2 separate regions of the Homo sapiens genome follow, and region 2 is linked to region 1. A link is an interaction called in ENCODE POLR2A ChIA-PET data of the cell type or tissue named here. Cell type or tissue: MCF 10A. All regions are shown on one strand. Each heading gives the region's core, and the rest is flanking DNA. Links, peaks and the distances in the headings are about the cores only. Region 1 overlaps MRTFA (myocardin related transcription factor A). Region 2 holds the start of LOC124905122 (a long non-coding RNA gene).

Region 1 (8,354 bases), core at 123-8,122:
ACAGGGTTTCACGTATTAGCCAGGATGGTCTTGATCTCCTGACCTCATGATCCGCCGGCCTTGGCCTCCCAAAGTGCTAGGATTACAGGCGTGAGCCATCGCGCCCAGCTGAGAATAGTTTTAAGAATTGGTTGAGAGGCAGTTGCTTTTTCTTTGAATATCTAGAACTGTTCTGGACTAACGTCAAAGAAACACCATGGCAACATTAAAGGGAAGATTATTTGAGAGGCGGGGGATAGTATGGCTTAGGACTTGGGCTGCTACCTTTGACTTTGTAATTCAAAAGATTGTAATGTTCCATATTTTCAATCTGATCATTAAAAATATCTGTGTTACATGCAAAAAAAACCTATAGGCAATAGAGATTCAGGCTTGTGATAAGTAGGATCAGAATGGTAATGTTAGATAACTACCCTAAGCAATTAACTACACTTTTCTGATTTTTTTTTTTTTTTTTGCGACAGAGTCATGCTTTGTCTCCCAGACTGGAGTGCAGTGGCGCGATCTCTGCCCACTGCAACCTCTGCCTTCAAGCGATTCTCTTGCCTCAGCCTCCCGAGTAGCAGGGATTACAGGTGCTCGCCACCACACCTGGCTAATTTTTGAATTTTTAATAGAGACAGGATTTCACCATGTTAGCCAGGCTGGTCTCGAACTCCTGACCTCAAGTGATCCACTCGCCTTGGCTTCCCAGAGTGCTGGGATTATAGGAGTGAGCCACCATGCCCGGCTACTTTGCTGATTTTATAGTGTGCTTAGAACCTTTCATTTAGAATTCTGTATATTGACTCAGTCTTGAAAGGACTCAAATTATGGGCTGGGTGCAGTGGCTCATGCCTGTAATCCCAACACTTGGGGAGGCTGAGTCTGGGAGGGTCACTTTAGCCCAGCATTTCGAGACCAGGCTGGGCTTCAAAGTGAGACCCTGTCTCTAGAAAAAAAAAAATGAAAAAATTAGCTGGGCATGGTGGTGTACACCTGTGGTCCCAGCTACACAGGAGGCTAGAACCATGTTCACGACACTGCACTCCAGCCTGGGCGACAGAACGAGACTCCGTCTCCATAAAAAAAAAAAAAAAATTTGAAATTATGTCTTCTACAGATACACATTATTTTTTTAATTGCTGTCATTTTGTAAACTGCACAAGAGAAACAGATTTTGCCTCAAATGGTAAAAGTATTAAGAATATCTGATGTCCCTGCTTTTGGGCTGAAGCAGGTGTTCGAGGGACAAAGATCATTCTTCCTTGTAATACTCAAAGATACCCAGTGAAAATGATTGTGTCTTGTGTTTTATTATTATAAATTCTTAATATTTTCTTTTTTTATAGCTTTATTTTCCTTATTAATAGACTTTGGCATCAATCACATCTGCATGAATTTTTTTTCAGGACTGAGCCATCATGAAACGTTGGTGTTTTATGATTTTATACAACCTCTGATACAATATGAATGATGTTAGATCTATGAAAGATCTAACATCAATCAGTATTGGTATTGATATAACACAATATGTTAGCCACAAGTCAAATGTACCCATTGAGATTTGAAATGTGGCTAAAGCAGTGAGGAGCTGAATTATTATTACTTTTTTTGAGACGGAGTTTTGCTCTTGTTGCCCAGGCTGGAGTGCAGTGGCGCCATCTTGGCTCACTGCAACTTCCATGTCCAGGGTTTAAGTGATTCTCCTGCCTCAGCTTCCTGAGTAGCTGGGATTACAGGCGCCCGCCACCATGCCTGGCTAATTTTTCGTATTTTTAGTAGAGACAGGGTTTCACCACGTTAGCCAGGCTGGTCTCGAACTCCTGACCTCAGTTGATCCGCCCGCCTTGGCCTCTCAAAGAGCTGGGAGGATTACAGGCATGAGCCACTGCACCCGGCTGAATTTTTAATTTAATTAAAAAAAAAGAGAGAGATGGAGTCTCACCGTGTCGCCCAGGCTGGACTCAAACTCTGGGCTCAATTCTGTCAGCCTCCCCAAGTAGCTGGGACATGTGCTGCTAATTTTATTTGATTTTAATTAAATTTAAATAGCATGTGTGGCTAGTGGCTGCCATGTCTGATAGCACAGTTCTAGACCCTTCACAGTCTGACCCTAGTCAGCCTTCCTTCTGTTACTCTTTTTCACAAACGTAATGCTCCAGCTAAACTGGGGAGTGTTGGCTGTGACCTTAACCTTGTAGATTTCCTACCTCCAAGTCCTAGCTCATGTTGTTCATCTCTAGTTTATGAAGGCCTTCAGATAGCTTATATGCTGTTGCCCTGTGAAGCTTACCTAATCCCTTTTGTACTCTAGTAATGTATTATCTGCAAACTCTTAAAGCACTTGTAACGCTATCTCTGATTGTAGTGATTTGTTTTTCATTTCTCATATTCTCTATTATATTTATAGATTCCTCAAGGGGCTTATGTGGTTTTGATGGTTGTATGTGTGTGATAGGTTTAAGTTTTTCTTTCTTCTTTTTTTCTCCACGGTGTCTAGCAAAGCATTTTTATACATGGTAGGTGGTTCATATGCATTAGGTGAGTTAATCTACTGAGATTGCTGATTGTTACTGTGCTTCCTGGCACTAGAGGGCAGTATCATATCCATAAGCAAAATGAGGTATTTATCCCAAAGTGACAGATACATTTTGAGCACTCTGTCCTAATTCAGTTTTATTCAGTCTCATTAACGATTCTGGCCTCCAGAAGGAACTCACATCTGTTCATTGTCAGTGATATTAATAAATAACCTTTTTCTATAAATATCTTGATTAGATTCAGTGTATGTTGGACCAGGAGATAGTGAGATTCTTTCTGAGAAGAAACTTGGTACATCTGAGAAACACCAGTCAAGGCATTAGGTGTCAGAGATTAATTCCTTGAGGGCAGAAGCCTTTTTGTGGTAGGCAGCTAATATCCCAGTAGTGGTCTGGTAGTCAAGAACCCAAAGTTCTTGGTTTGATCTTGCCAATGGTGAACTTGGCTAAGTTGCTCTAAGCTTGGCACACTAGTTCTTCTCATTGTGTAGTAGTGGGTATAATGACTAATGACTCCAGTTCTGGCTCATAGGGTCAAATGAGATACGTATGAAAGTAGCTTTGTAAAGTATTATATAAATGTATAGTGGTGTTTTCCTTCTCAGTTCCTATGTCATACTTAGTACCAACGCATACACAAAATAAGTGATTACTTATAAATATTTATGACATTAATTTGAAAATTTTAGGTAAGGGATATACTGTGGTAAAGGCTGTACTCACCAAGGCTGCATACACTGAGAGGTGATTATAGTCACAATAGTGGTTAACATATATCCTGTCCTTAGATGTTATTTAGCCTCAGAGTGAACTGTGTGATACACACACAAACACACACAAGTATATATGAAGTTTACACTCTTTTGTTAGTCTCTTGTGTAGTGAATTTATTTTTGTACACCTGCTACCCTTCTCTTTTGTTTGTTTTTGTTTTTTGAGACAGTCTTGCTTTGTCACCCAGGCTGGATTGCAGTGATGCAACCTTGGCCCACTGCAGCCTTGACCCCCTAGGCTCAAGTGATCCTCCCGCCTTAGTCCCCCAAGTAGCTGGGACCACAGGCAAGTGCCACCATGCCCAGCTAATTTTTTTGTAGAGATGGGGTTTTGCCGTGTTGCCCAGGCTGTCTGAGATCAAGTGATCCACCAGCCTCAGCCTCCCAAAGTGCTAGGATTAGAGGCGTGAGCCACACTGCACCCGGCTCCCTGTACCCTTCTTAATACGAACTTAAAGTGTTCGTAATGAGCCAACCGTTGTAAGGTTTTTGGACTTCTTATAAAAAGCCAGATTCAAATACAGTTGTTTAGACAAAAATGTCTTAGTATGGAAATATGCATGAGCATATTTTCCTGCCAGATTTGTGGTTAGAAAAGAAGCAAATTTTCCTCCTAGAGTGGAAGGAAGAAAAAAACAATAAAGAAAAGAAGCAAGCTATTCAAGAAGAAGGTAGTATAGTGGTAGCTTTTTGTTGAGACCAGTCACCAGCCTGGAACTTTCTTTAGTAAGTAATTAGATTCATTGAATAAAATGTTCAACCGAGCTTGGTGCAATCTCATAGTTACAAAACACTCTTGCCAAAGAAAGTTGCAGTCTTAATATCCGTAATCGAATCATTTCCTGTTCGGGCTTGCAGGTGGGGAACAATCTGAAACTGCAGTCCTATAAGATTAGTTATAAAGAAAACGCCTTGGTGGGAGAAGCCTTGATGATAATATTGAATAGACAGCCTAACAAGTGTGGGGATGAAGAAGGTACACCAGGATCCTGGGACTAACCAGATTTAAAGGCGTAAGTCGGGATCTGCAAGCCCACTCCCTTGGGGTGATCTGAATAAAGCTACTCTAGGGCATTCAGGTATGTGCTGAACACACTCGGGCAGTGGGCCAGGCAGATGGCTCATTCCTGCACCGACCTTCGAAGGCCTGCCAGGTTGAAAAGCTACCACTGGGGAGGCATGGCTGTGCTCTAGCAAGAACAAGAACATGCATTTCATGTAGCATTTGGTCCTTCCCAGTTGAGGGAGATGCCTTAGGACTACGTTAATCTCTGAGTCCACTTAGGGCTTGGGATGTATTCTCACAGCCCTTGCTCCTCCTCCATCTTAGAGTTTATTTTTACCATCATTGCAACCTCCTCTAAGTGATTCTTCCAGACCCATAGTTAGCCTTTGAGATTCCGCAGTTCTCCTCCCTACTCTTCCCCACCATGTCTTCATTGAGACCCACATTTTTAGGTTTGACTAAACCTTCCATCTAGGAATAGGTAGGAGGCTAAGCAATTTAGGCCGCATTCATGTATCCTGTCATTTGCTTCACTGCATCTTCTTGGCTGTGGTAAAGGAAATTTAGGTGTGATACACTCCTTAGGCTTCCCTGCCCTGCCCCCCTTTCCTTTTGCCCTTTTGATTTTTTTTAATCTGATACTCAGGCTCTCCTCCCGCCTTCACACACCATTGGAGTCTCCTAAGCTATTTCTGTCAGTTTAATGATCCCCAGCTGTTGCCACAGTTCAGGCTGTTTTCATGCCCAGGAGAAGCATCGAAGAGGCAGAGGAAAAGGGGTCTTGTTTGTTGTCTGTCCCACAGTGTGTAAAACAAATCAAATTCATTTTTCTGAAACTACTAGTGAGATTCCTTAGGGATGGATGTTAATACTGGGATGATTTGAAAATCAGGAGGAGGAAAAGTACATGGTAGTATCAGGGACATTTTTAAAATAAGCATTCTGCTGATAGGTGTGGCACTCTGCATCACTCAGAATTATGCTAGAAAATTGAGGTATGTGGTATGGAGGAATTATTTGATCACTTTGCATTCTTTTAGATTTTTTTTTTTTTTTTGAGACGGAGTCTCACTATGTTGCCAGGCTGGAGTGCAGTGGCGCAATCTCCTCTCACTGCAACCTCCTACTCCCAGATGCAAGCGATTCTCCTGCCTCAGCCTCCTGAGTAGCTGGGATTTACAGGCACGTGCCACCATGCCCAGCTAATCTTTGTATTTTTAGTAGAGACGGGGTTTCACCATGTTGGCCAGGATGGTCTCGATCTCCTGACCTCGTGATCCGCCTGCGTCGGCCTCCTAAAGTGCTGGGATTACAGGTGTGAGCCACCGCACCCGCCTCTACTTTTAGATTTTGAGCTGGAATTTCCCTTCTACTCATGTATGTTGAAGGAGTATCTAAATTAAAAGAATTCTGTAATAGGAAATATATGGAAATTGTTTCTGAAGTATCCAGAAAAGGCATTTATTTAAGTTCTGCTTTAACTTAATGCAGGTTTGTTTCGTAAAATTTTGTGCAAAACCTGCAGTAGTGAAATGTTCCATTTGCAAATTCAACCACACAGACTTCAGGAAATACAAAGTTGCGGTACTTATAACATGAACTCTTCTACAGTTACACCTACCTTTGCTTTTGAAAAGTCTTTACTAAACCTGGGGGATGTGGAGTGGGAAAATCCTACAGTAGTTAAATGGGCTCCTAATGTATTATAATGATCTGGCTTCTCCTTTATGTGTTTGATCTTGAGAATTTTAACCCATTCCAACAAGTTTAGCTGATTTGTAGCTTTTACGCTCAGACACTACATGAAGTTTAATTTTATGGATTTCTTTCTTCCACAGAGAAGACAAATTTTGCTGCAGACTTTATCAAATTTTATTTTTAAATTTTTATCTTTTTGAGTCAAATAGCTAAAATTTTACATCATTTAGGACTGAAGAGTGAGAATTTACTGTTTTTTTTTTCTTTATCCATAGAAAACTTGATACATAAACATTTGAATAAGCTTCAGATTGTTTGTCTATCTAATTATCTATCTATCTATAACCCAACCCATATGGTCTAATTTTTAATCACCTTTCTATTCCCTACTGCTTCCCATAGAAAAGGGCCAGGTGTAGTGCCTCATGCCCAATCCCAGCAAAGCCTGTAATCCCAACATTTTGGGAGGTTGAGGTGAGCGGATCACTTGAGTCCAGGAGTTTGAGACCAGCCTGAGCAACATGGTGAAACACCATCTCTACAAAAACAAACCCCCAAAAAGCAAAAATTGGTCAAGCATGCTACTGTGCGTCTGTAGTCCCGATTACTCAGGAGGCTGAGGTGGGAGGACTGATTGAGTCCGGGAGGTCAAGGCTGCAGTGAGCCATGATCGCACCACTGTACTCCATCCTGGCGACAGAATGAGACCTATCTTTTTATTTTAATTTTAATTTTTTTTTTTTTATTGAGACAGTCTCACTCTGTCACCCAGGCTGGAGTGCAGTGGCACTATCTCGGCTCACTGCCAGCTCTGCCTCCTGGGTTCATGCCATTCTCCTGCCTCAGCCTCCCGAGTAGCTGGGACTACAGGCGCCCCCCACCACACCCGGCTACTTTTTTGTATTTTTAGTAGAGATGGGGTTTCACCATGTTAGCCAGGTTGGTCTTGATCTCCTGACCTCGTGATCCACTCGCCTCGGCCTCCCAAAGTGCTGGGATTACAGGCGTGAGCCATTGCGCCTGGCTGAGACCCTATCTTAAAAAAAAAAAAAAAAAATTACTTTAGGTCTGTCATAGTAGCTCACGCCTGTGATTCCAGCACTTTGGGAGACTGAAGCAGGAGGATTGCTTGAGACCAGGAGTTTGAAACCAACCTGGGCAATATAGTGAGACCCCATCTCTACAAAAAAATTTTTTTAAAATTAGCCAGACGTGGTGGAGAGCGCCTGCAGTCCTAGCTATTTGGGAGGCTGAGGTGGAAGAATCACTTGAGCCCAGAAGTTTGAGATTACAGTGAGCTGTGATCCTGCACCACTGCATTCCAGCCTCGGCAAGAGAGTGAGATCCTGTCTCTGTGTTTTGTTTTTTTGAGACGGGCTCACTCTTGTTCAGGCTGGAGTGCCGTGGCACAGTGGTGGCTCACTGCAGTCTGGGTCAACAGGCATACACTACAGGCACACACAACCAGATGTTGTCTCCCTGTGTTGCCCAGGTTGGTCTCCAACTCCAGCTCTCAAGTAATCCTCCCACCTTGACCCCCACAAAGTGCTGGGATTATAGGCACAACCCACTGTCCCTGGCCTAATTTAATTTTAAGGAAAACAATTTTTTGTCACTTTTGGTTTGCTCTAGAATGACTACCCTATTCCAAGTTTTGAATCTGTACAACAAAGTTGGGTGCAGAATGTCAGCATCAGTGATACCAGCAGGGATTAGCAAATGAGATTCAAGGCTGCCCATATTTTCTCAGTGAATGGGCAGAACTAATGCAATAAGGAAAATGCTGTTCTTGGTGCCTTTAACTTTGGAAGGGAGTGTTCAGATGGCCCTACCTAAAAGTGCTAAAGGAAGCACATTCCTAGTTTATCTCCACCCTGTTCAGGCATCTGGTGCAAGTGCATGCTATGCCCAGATCTTACATGATGGAGTTGGTTGCACATTGCTTTATAGATCCTCAGGAAAGAGACTGATGACATTGAAGTAATTGGCACTTTGAGATCTGTTTGCCACCATTAGAATAGGAGGTCACCTCAAGGGGGGAGATGAGCAGCTACCCAAAATGAAGTGGTGAGCTTCAGATTTTTGAGGATGTGGGGAATAATATTTATTTATAGTTATTAATATTTTTATTATGACTGTGGCATAAATGTGATATAGTAGAAAAAGCACAAGCTTTGATATCAGGCCAACCTGTGTTTGAACTCTGGCTCTACCTGTTACCACTTGTGCAGCTTCTTCATCTATGAGATAGTACATATCTCAAATAGCCATTGAGATGAAATGAGTCACCGTAGTAGTACTTCTACCCAGTGACAACACAATGTAAGAGCTAAACACATTAGAGTCCTCATTTCT
Region 2 (8,354 bases), core at 232-8,231, 170 kb before region 1:
GGAGAATCACTTGAACCTGGGAGGCAGAAGTTGCAGTAAGCTGAGATCGCGCCATTGCACTCCAGCCTAGGCAACAAGAGCAAAACTCCATCTCAAAAAAAGTAAATAAATAAAAATATCTCAAAATGGATCACAGACCTAATTGTAAGAACGAAAACTATAAAACTCTTAGAAGAAAGTGCAGCAGTAAACCTTGGGTAAGGCAAAGACTTCTTAGATTGACACCAAAAGCACAAGCAAGAGTAGAAAAAATAATAGATAAATTAGACTTAATAATGATTTTAAAATTTTATGGGTTTTTTCCCCTTTTTTTCTTTTTTTTTTTTCTGAGACAGGGTCTCATTCTTTTGGTCAGACTAGGGTGCAGTGGTGCGATCACAACTCACTGCAGTTTCAACCTGCCGGACTCAAGGCTGCAGTGATCCTTCAGCCTTGACTTCCTGAGTACCTGGGACTACAGGCATGCACCACCACACCCAGCTAATTTTTAAAATTTTGTAGAGATGGAGGTCTTGCTATGTTGCCCAATCTGGCCTCAAGCAATCCTCCCACCTGGGCCTCCCAAAGTGCTGGGATTACAGGCATGAGCTACTGCTTCCTACCAACTTGTGTGCTTTAAAGGACACCATCAAGAGAGTGTAAACAGCTGGGTGCGGTGGCTCACGCCTGTAATCCCAACACTTTAGGAGGATGAGGTGGGAGGATGTATTAGTCCATTCTCATTCTGTTATGAAGAAATACCTGAGACTGGGTAATTTATAAAGGAAAGAGGTTTCATTGACTCACAGCGATCCTCTCATCTCAGCCTTCCAAGTAGCTGGGACTACGGGTGCACATCACCATGAATTGTCCATTTTAAAACGATGTATTTTTATTGTATGTGAATTATATTTCAACAAATGTGGTGTTTTGTCTTTTGGGTGTTTTTTTTTTTTTTGAGACAGGGTCTCACTCTGTTTCCCAGGCCACAGTACAGTGGTATAATCAGCTCACTGCAGCCTTGAACTCTTGGAAGCAAGAGATCCACCCACCCCAGCCTCCAGAGTAGCTAGGACTACAGGTGTACACTACCAAACCTGGCTAATTTTTTTTTTGTAAAAGAAACACAAAGTCTTGCTGTGTTGCCTGGGCTGCACAGCTTGGGCTGGTCTCAAACTCCCGGACTCCAGTGATCCTTCCGCTTCGGCCTCCCAAAGTGCTGGGATTACAGGCATGTGCCACTATGCCCAGCCAACAAATCTGTGTTTTGTTTTTGTGAGATGGGGTCTCACTCTGTCACTCAGGTTGGAGTGCAGTGGCGCAATCTCAGCTCATTCCAACCTCCACCTCCCAGGCTCAAGTGATCCTCCCACTTCAGCCTTCCCAGTGGCTGGAACCACAGGTATGCACCACAAGGCCCGGCTAACTTTTTGTATTTTTTGCTAGAGATAGGGTTTTGTCCAGGTTGGTCTCGAACTCCTGAGCTCAGGCAATTCACCTGCCTCAGCCTCCCAAAGTGCTGGGATTACAGGCATGAGCCACCGTACCCAGCCAGCAAATCTGTTTTTAAAAGGTATGGGGGAGGAGGGCTGTGGACAGAGGAAGCACTTAGAAATGCAGTCTCCACTCCGGTCCCTGGGGCAAATGGCCGACTCTGGACATTAGTTTCCTACTCCTTGTCTCTTTTCACTCTGCTTCCTGGAAGCGACATCCAGTTACACCTTGCTGCTGACCATTTGGCAGGCCACTGGGAACTACGTTGAACATGCTTTGCAGAGAGGTGCTTCCTGGGGACACCCTCTGAACTGCAGTGTGAAGATGGGTTTCAGCAGGTTTTGCTGACATCGGAATCAGTAACTTGGATGAGTGCACTCCTTGGCTCTTCCACTGACTTGCTGTGTCATGCAGTAAGTCCCCTGATCTGCTCGGTGCCAAATGGTAATTGGAGTAAAATGAGCCTGCCTTGGGATACTCTTTGCCGTGGGTTTTATTTTTTTGAGACAACCTTATAGTAACTAACATTTGTACAGCCTTTTACACACGTGCCTTATCTCAGCTGATCCTGTGAGGCAGATATGATCCCTAGTGACAGATGTGGGGACTGCGGAGCAGAGAGTTGGGCAGCTTTCCCAGAACAATCCAGCCGGCACGGTGCAGCCAGGCCCCAAGCCCAGGCCTTCCACTCTTCTGACTCCAAATTCTGTGCTCATTCCTCTCCACAGGGCTCCCTTGTGATGAGACTTTCTTCCTATCCTACTTCCAAAATGCTGATGTTACTGAGCTCTGAGTTACTATATAACTCTTATCTTAAAAAAAGGAAAACAAAACCAAAATGCCAACGTCAAGGAAATCGCCACACTTCAGTTGGTCTCAACCCTTGTATTTTTAGCCCTTAGAGACAGCCCCTCTGTGGCCTACCCTCTTCGGCCTTTTGCCCAGTGGTGGTCAGTCCCTTCCCACTTCAGTTCTGCAGCATCTGGGTCCTGATTTCACGCACAACTGTTTGCAGAAAAAACTGAGGTGGGGTGAAAGGAAAATCCGGTTCTTTTAGAACTCCTGTTTTTGTTGAGCACACGTGACCCTTCAGGGTCAGGCCTCTTCTCTCACCACCACCTCCTGCTTCCCCCCATACCCCGTGTTACCCTTAAACATCTTAGGGTTTCCAGAAAGGGCTGTGTGCTCCTGTAACTTCTGCACATGTCGACCCCTCGGGCCATTTTTTTTTTTTTTTAAGACAGAGTCTCATGCTGTCGTGCAGGCGGGAGTGCAGTGGTACAATCTTGGCTCACTGCAACCTCTGCCTCCTGGGTTCAAGCAATTCTCCTGCCTCAGCCTCCCGAGTAGCTGGGACTACAGGCACGCACCACCATGCCCCAGCTAATTTTTATATTTTTAGGAGAGACGGGGTTTCACCATGTTGTCCAGGCTGGTCTCAAACTCCTGACCTCATGATCCACCCGCCTCGGCCTCCCAAAGTGCTGGGATTACAGGCGTGAGCCACTGCGCCCGGCCCCCCTCGGACCTTTCTTCTCTTGGCCGCCTCCTCAGCTGTTCTTCACAATGCAGCAGAATGACCTTCTGGAAGCTCCCTGCCCTCGGCTCCCTACTCTCTGCTCCCTACCCTGTCCTCCATCAAACAGCTAGTGTGGCCATACTGCAGCAGATGCTGCTGGTGCCTCCCCAGGTCGCTTTACCAGGCTGCTCACCGGTCCTCCAGCTGCTGCAAGTCTTGGGTCTACAGACTCGCAGCTGCCCCCCACCTGTCCCCTTATGTGGAGGGGCCCTTGGCTGACAAGCACCCACCACCTCACCTATCAGCCCCATCCAAAGCCTGAAAGGAGGCAGACAAGGCCATTCTCTTTGCCTCTAAGGGGGCCACTCTGCTTGGAGCCCACTCCTCTAACCCAGGCCAAGGCTAGACCTGAGCCCAGCTCAGCAATTTCTCCTTCAATACCTGCTTTCCTTCCCCCTTCCCCCTTCTCCCCTGCCCTCCCCCTCTTTTCTTTTTTTGAGGGGGAGTTTTGCTCTTGTCACCCAGGCTGGAGTGCAGTGGCCAATCTCAGCTCATTGCAACCTCTGCCTCCCGGGTTCAAGTGCTTCTCCTCCCTCAGCCTCCCGAGTAGCTGGGATTACAGGCACCTACTGCCACGCCTGGCTAATTTTTGCATTTTTAGAAGAGGCAGGGTTTCACCATGTTGACCAAGCTGATCTCGAACACCTGACCTCAGGTGATCCGCCCACCTTGGTCTCCCAAAGTGCTGGGATTACAGGCGTGAGCCACCGCACCCAGCCCTTACAGGCATCTTCCTTCAACAAACCTCAATAACCAGACCCCTGCTTCGGGCTAAGGCGCTAGCACATTCCATGGTGATTAACCATTTTTCTTATTGTCTCCAGACTAGACTCTGAGCACCCGGAAGGCAGGAAGGTTGCCCACACCTCCCAGGTGGGGGCCTGGCACAGAGCAGGTTCTCCGCGTTGAACTCTCAAGCTTCCGGGTGGTTCTGCACAGCTCCCCTTGCCTTTCTTTCTCTACCACCATTTCTTCTCCTCTCCTCTCCCCTAGAAGGGCAGAGATCCGTTTGTCAAGGCTAAGTTTGGGGTGCGGTGGGAAGGGCAGGAGGTAGAGCTGGCCAACCTTCCAATCCCCGGCCCTCCTGCCCGACCCCACCAACCCCGTCCTGCCTCATGGAACTTAGGTTTGAAACACAGGGACGAACCGGAGGATGGCCTGCCAGCCGCAGGGCAGGCCACAGCGGAGCCCTGGGGCGCTCCCCGGTGCTGGGGTGTGGGGAGGTGGCAGCTGTGTGCCCCATCCCGGGAACAGGCTGCACGGGCCCGCGTGCAGAGAGCCCACCCCGGGACCAGGCTGCACGGGCCCGCAGACAGCATCACAGCCTGGGCTGGCAGCCTTTTCCAAGGGCTGCTCTTGACTTCCGCCTCCCTCTCCCGTCACTTCATCAACACTCTAGGAACCATGGTGAGCCCACGCTTCTTCATTCATTCCCGCCCACTCACAGCACAAGCCCACGTCACAGGAGGCATGACTCGCCTCAGAGGCTGATTAGCTTTCCAGGCAGCATCCAGCTCACGCAGGCGCTGAGTCAGTGCCGCCGAAGCCTGGCCAGGAGGGAGGTGACTCAAGCCCGAAACTGTGGGTCTCCTCCCCTCCAGCCCTGCCAAGCAGCCAGCGGCCGGGAGAAGCCACCAGGGGCCAGGCCCTGGGCTAATGCTCTGGGTGCTAAGCCCTCCTAAGTCCCCACACCCCACCTGTAAGGCACGTATGTGGTGCCAGCTGCCCCGCAGTCTCTCTCCCCATTTCCCGGGTGAAGACCCAACAACCCCCGGGCTTCCAGCCGGGCTCCACAGCATGGGGCGGAGGCAGTAGTAACTGACCCGGATGTGGCCATGTTGATTGGCTCAGGGCTGGGCATGTGATCTGTTGGAGCCAATGAGAGGCATTGAGACTCAGGCTAAAATATCTGGGACAAAGCCTCTCATCGTTTTTTTCACTGGACTCAAAACTCCAGGGGTGCTAGAGCTGGAGCTGGAGCTGCTGGCTCCAGCTTGCCAGCATGTGAAACCTGCCACTGACACCAACCCTGCGGAAAAGAAAGAGAAATGGCAGGAAACTGAGTCCTGGTTATATTCTGGAGTCCTGAATCCAGCCATACCTGAAACTGTTATACTACAGGGACTTTTGGAATTTCCTGGCTTAATGCAGTCCTTTTGCTTAAGTTAGTCTGTTTCCTGTCACTTGCAGTTGTAAGAATTCTAATCAGTACCAGCATTTGCTACCACATTTAACTAATCCTAAAACATGATTTTTTTTCATTTTAATGGAATCATCATTGCTTGCAAATTTGATAAATTAAACATAGCTGTTCATATTGTCTTAACTTCAGCTGAGTTAGGTGCAGTGTTGGTGCTGCGTGTACTGAATTGAGGGCTATTTAAAATGTCTTCAAAAAATTATATAGTGACTCAGCATTTGGATAAAAAGTGATTATGTAGAGAGAAAGGCAAGGACACTGAGCTATAGGGAATGAGCTTAATATTAGTGAAACAACTTTTCTCTTTGGAGAAACAACTGCTCTTTCCTGACAAGGCAACATGCAAGTGCTTTGTAAAACCGAATACAGGAAGATACCCACAAGTAGAATTTGTGTTACATTTTGCTCCTGAGATATGGATAAAAAGATTGACTATGTATCATACACCAAGCAATGCAACTGAAGGCAGGAGAAATTGTGGAATCTCACAAAACAGGTGAGAGGAATACAAAGTAACAAGTTACTGTGACTAATTTGTGACTTTGTGCAGAGCTACCGTTAAGACACTGCACTGTTGGCCGGGCGCGGTGGCTCACGCTTGTAATCCCAGCACTTTGGGAGGCCGAGGCGGGCGGATCACGAGGTCAGGAGATCGAGACCATCCTGGCTAACACGGTGAAACCCCGTCTCTACTAAAAATACAAAAAATTGGCCGGGCGTGGTGGCGGGCGCCTGTAGTCCCAGCTACTTGGGAGGCTGGGGCGGAAGAGTGGTGTGAACCCGGGAAGCGGAGCTTGCAGTGAGCCGAGATTGCAACACTGCACTCCAGCCTGGGTGACAGCCCTTGCTGGACCCACAGAGAGCTGACCAGCCACAACTAAGCAGGGCATTGTAGCTAAGAGGCTGGACTATGGCACTGGATGGTCTGTGTTCCAATCACAGCTCTACCATTTACTGCCTGTTTGAGCTCAGCTAAATTACTTAACCTTAATCTATAACCATCAGAATGCATTATCACTCGCATTTTGCAAAAGTGCCCTTAAAGTCACCTGCACTGGGCGCAGTGGCTCACTCCTGTAATCCCAGCACTTTGGGAGGCTGAGGTGGGTGGATCACCTGAGGTCAGGAGTTCGAGACCAGCCTGGCCAACATGGTGAAATGCCGTCTGTAAAAATACAAAAATTAGCAAGGCATGGTGGCACACACCTGTAATCCCAGCTACTCAGGAGGCTGAAGCATGAGACTTGCTTGAACCCTGGAAGCAGAGGTTCCAGCGATCAGAGATGGCACCACTGCACTCCAGCCTGGGCAACAGAGTGAGAAGTGAGACTCTGCCTCAAAAAAAAAAAAAAAAAAAAAATCCCTTGCTCAAAGTCACAAGCTGACTTTGAACATTATGGACCTAATCATTACATCTCATCCATACTGGGTTCCTACTGGTCAAGAGGAGTGGAGAACTGGGGACATCTGTACATCCCTGCTCTGCTCCTAAGCACTCTGGCCTAGACTGGCTGAGCGGAGGTAGAATCAAGTGGTTACAATGGCCTGGCCTTCAATGATATTTGCTGTCACACTGTTTCAGTTCACTAGCTTGGGCCTAAAGAGAGATCCCCTGCTCCCCATAAATCTTTATGTCTACTGTTTGAGTAGTGCCAGTAGGTCATGCCTTGGGTTGTAGTTTTTCCTTCTCTAGGTATTTTATTTATTTATTTATTTATTTATTATTAAATAATTGGGGGGGAGGGGGGCTCAACTCCTCCCCAAAGTGGGTTTATCAAGGATTTTTTTTTTTTTTTTTTGAGACATGGTCTCACTCTGTCATCCAGGCTGGAGTGCAATGGAGCAGTCTCAGCTCACTGCAGCCTCTGCTTCCCAGGCTCAGGTGATCCTCTCACCTCAGCTACCCAAGTACCTAGGACCACAGGTGCGTGCCACCGTGCTCGGCTAATTTTTAAATTTTTTGTAGAGATCGTGTCTTGCTATGTTTCCCAGGCTGGTCTCAAACTCCTGGGTTCAAGAGATCCTCCCGCCTTGGGCTCCCAAAGTGCTAGGATTACAGGTATGAGCCACTGCACTGGGCCAAAGAATTTTTTTTTTTCTGAATAAATAAACAATGCTTCCTCTGAAGGGAGTTCCAGTGAACACAATTTTCTCCATCTCATTACAATGAGGTTTAGGCCACAGCTATAAGTTCTCTGTTGTCATTCTCTGTATTCACCCCAACACTCCGTAAAGTGTGGGACACACCACGGTGTGGGAAAATAGAGACCCAAGATGAGAAAGGAAAGCAAGTACCTCTGGCCTGGTGTTGTGGGAAGGAAGAAGCACACCTTGAGGGGACAGGCCAGGGGTCCAGGTACTGACCCACACCAAAGCACAGCGTGGTCCCAAGCAGCTGGGAGTGAGGGGACGCACGTAGACAGTGAAGACCCAGGATAGACGGGAAAGGAACTTCTACTTTTCTTTCCTTTTTTTTTTTTTTTTTTTTTTGAGACAGAGTCTTGCTCTGTCGCCCAGGCTAGAGTGCAATGGCGCGATCTCGGCTCATTGCAGCCTTCACCTCCCAGGGTTCAAGCGATTCTCCTGCCTCAGCCTCCAGAGTAGCTAGGATTACAGGCACACGCCACCATGCCTGGCTAATTTTTGTATTTTTAGTAGAGACGAAGTTTCACCATGTTGGCCAGGCTGGTCTCGAACTCCTCACCTCATGATCTGCCCACCTCAGCCACCCAGAGTACTGGGATTACAGACATAAGCCACCGCGCCCAGCTAGAACTTCCACTTTTTCACTGCATGTCAGTGACCGCTGAGCCCCGCAGCGGTGCAAGGGCAGGTGTTGACTTGCGATCTGTATGGTTACTCCTAATTTACAGGTGACGAGATTGAAACTCAGGGACACAGTCTATTTCCTAAGGTCACATGGCTCGGGGCAGAGCCAGGCTTTGAAACCACACCTGCTTTTCCACTGAGTTGCTCTGCCCCTCTTCTCTGTGAGTTTCTTGTAAGGTATTTGTTGTATGACTGCTATCATGAGGCACATTTTATTCACCTGTCGGGAGCTGGTACCATTAGTGTAATATAATCATTCAGTTTGACTCTCAT

The links. Peaks named below come from ENCODE experiments on the same cell type or tissue, not always from the same donor. Only the 100,000 strongest peaks of a DNase experiment are listed, where the experiment ranks them.
Region 2: POLR2A ChIA-PET joins it to region 1 with 28 read pairs; 12 of 35 experiments call an interaction of 5 or more read pairs at or near these places.

The regions. Positions count from the first base shown.
Region 1 is chr22:40,482,075-40,490,428 of GRCh38, reverse strand. All of the region lies in intron 3 of MRTFA (myocardin related transcription factor A), which reads left to right. Among named protein-coding and RNA genes, the nearest start is that of MRTFA-AS1, 36 kb to the left of the region's middle. In MCF 10A, for the core only: a CTCF peak has its summit at 2,590 (motif pointing right); DNase peaks (open chromatin) are centred at 4,118 and 4,398.
Region 2 is chr22:40,648,366-40,656,719 of GRCh38, reverse strand. It overlaps LOC124905122 (a long non-coding RNA gene), which reads right to left and starts at 4,872. Exons shown (of 2, transcript XR_007068108.1): 1 at 4,750-4,872; 2 at 1,949-4,041. RefSeq lists a cis regulatory region at 1,764-2,138 and enhancers at 4,321-4,420, 3,902-5,101. In MCF 10A, for the core only: no CTCF peak of the experiment used is centred there; DNase peaks (open chromatin) are centred at 3,859, 4,539 and 4,899.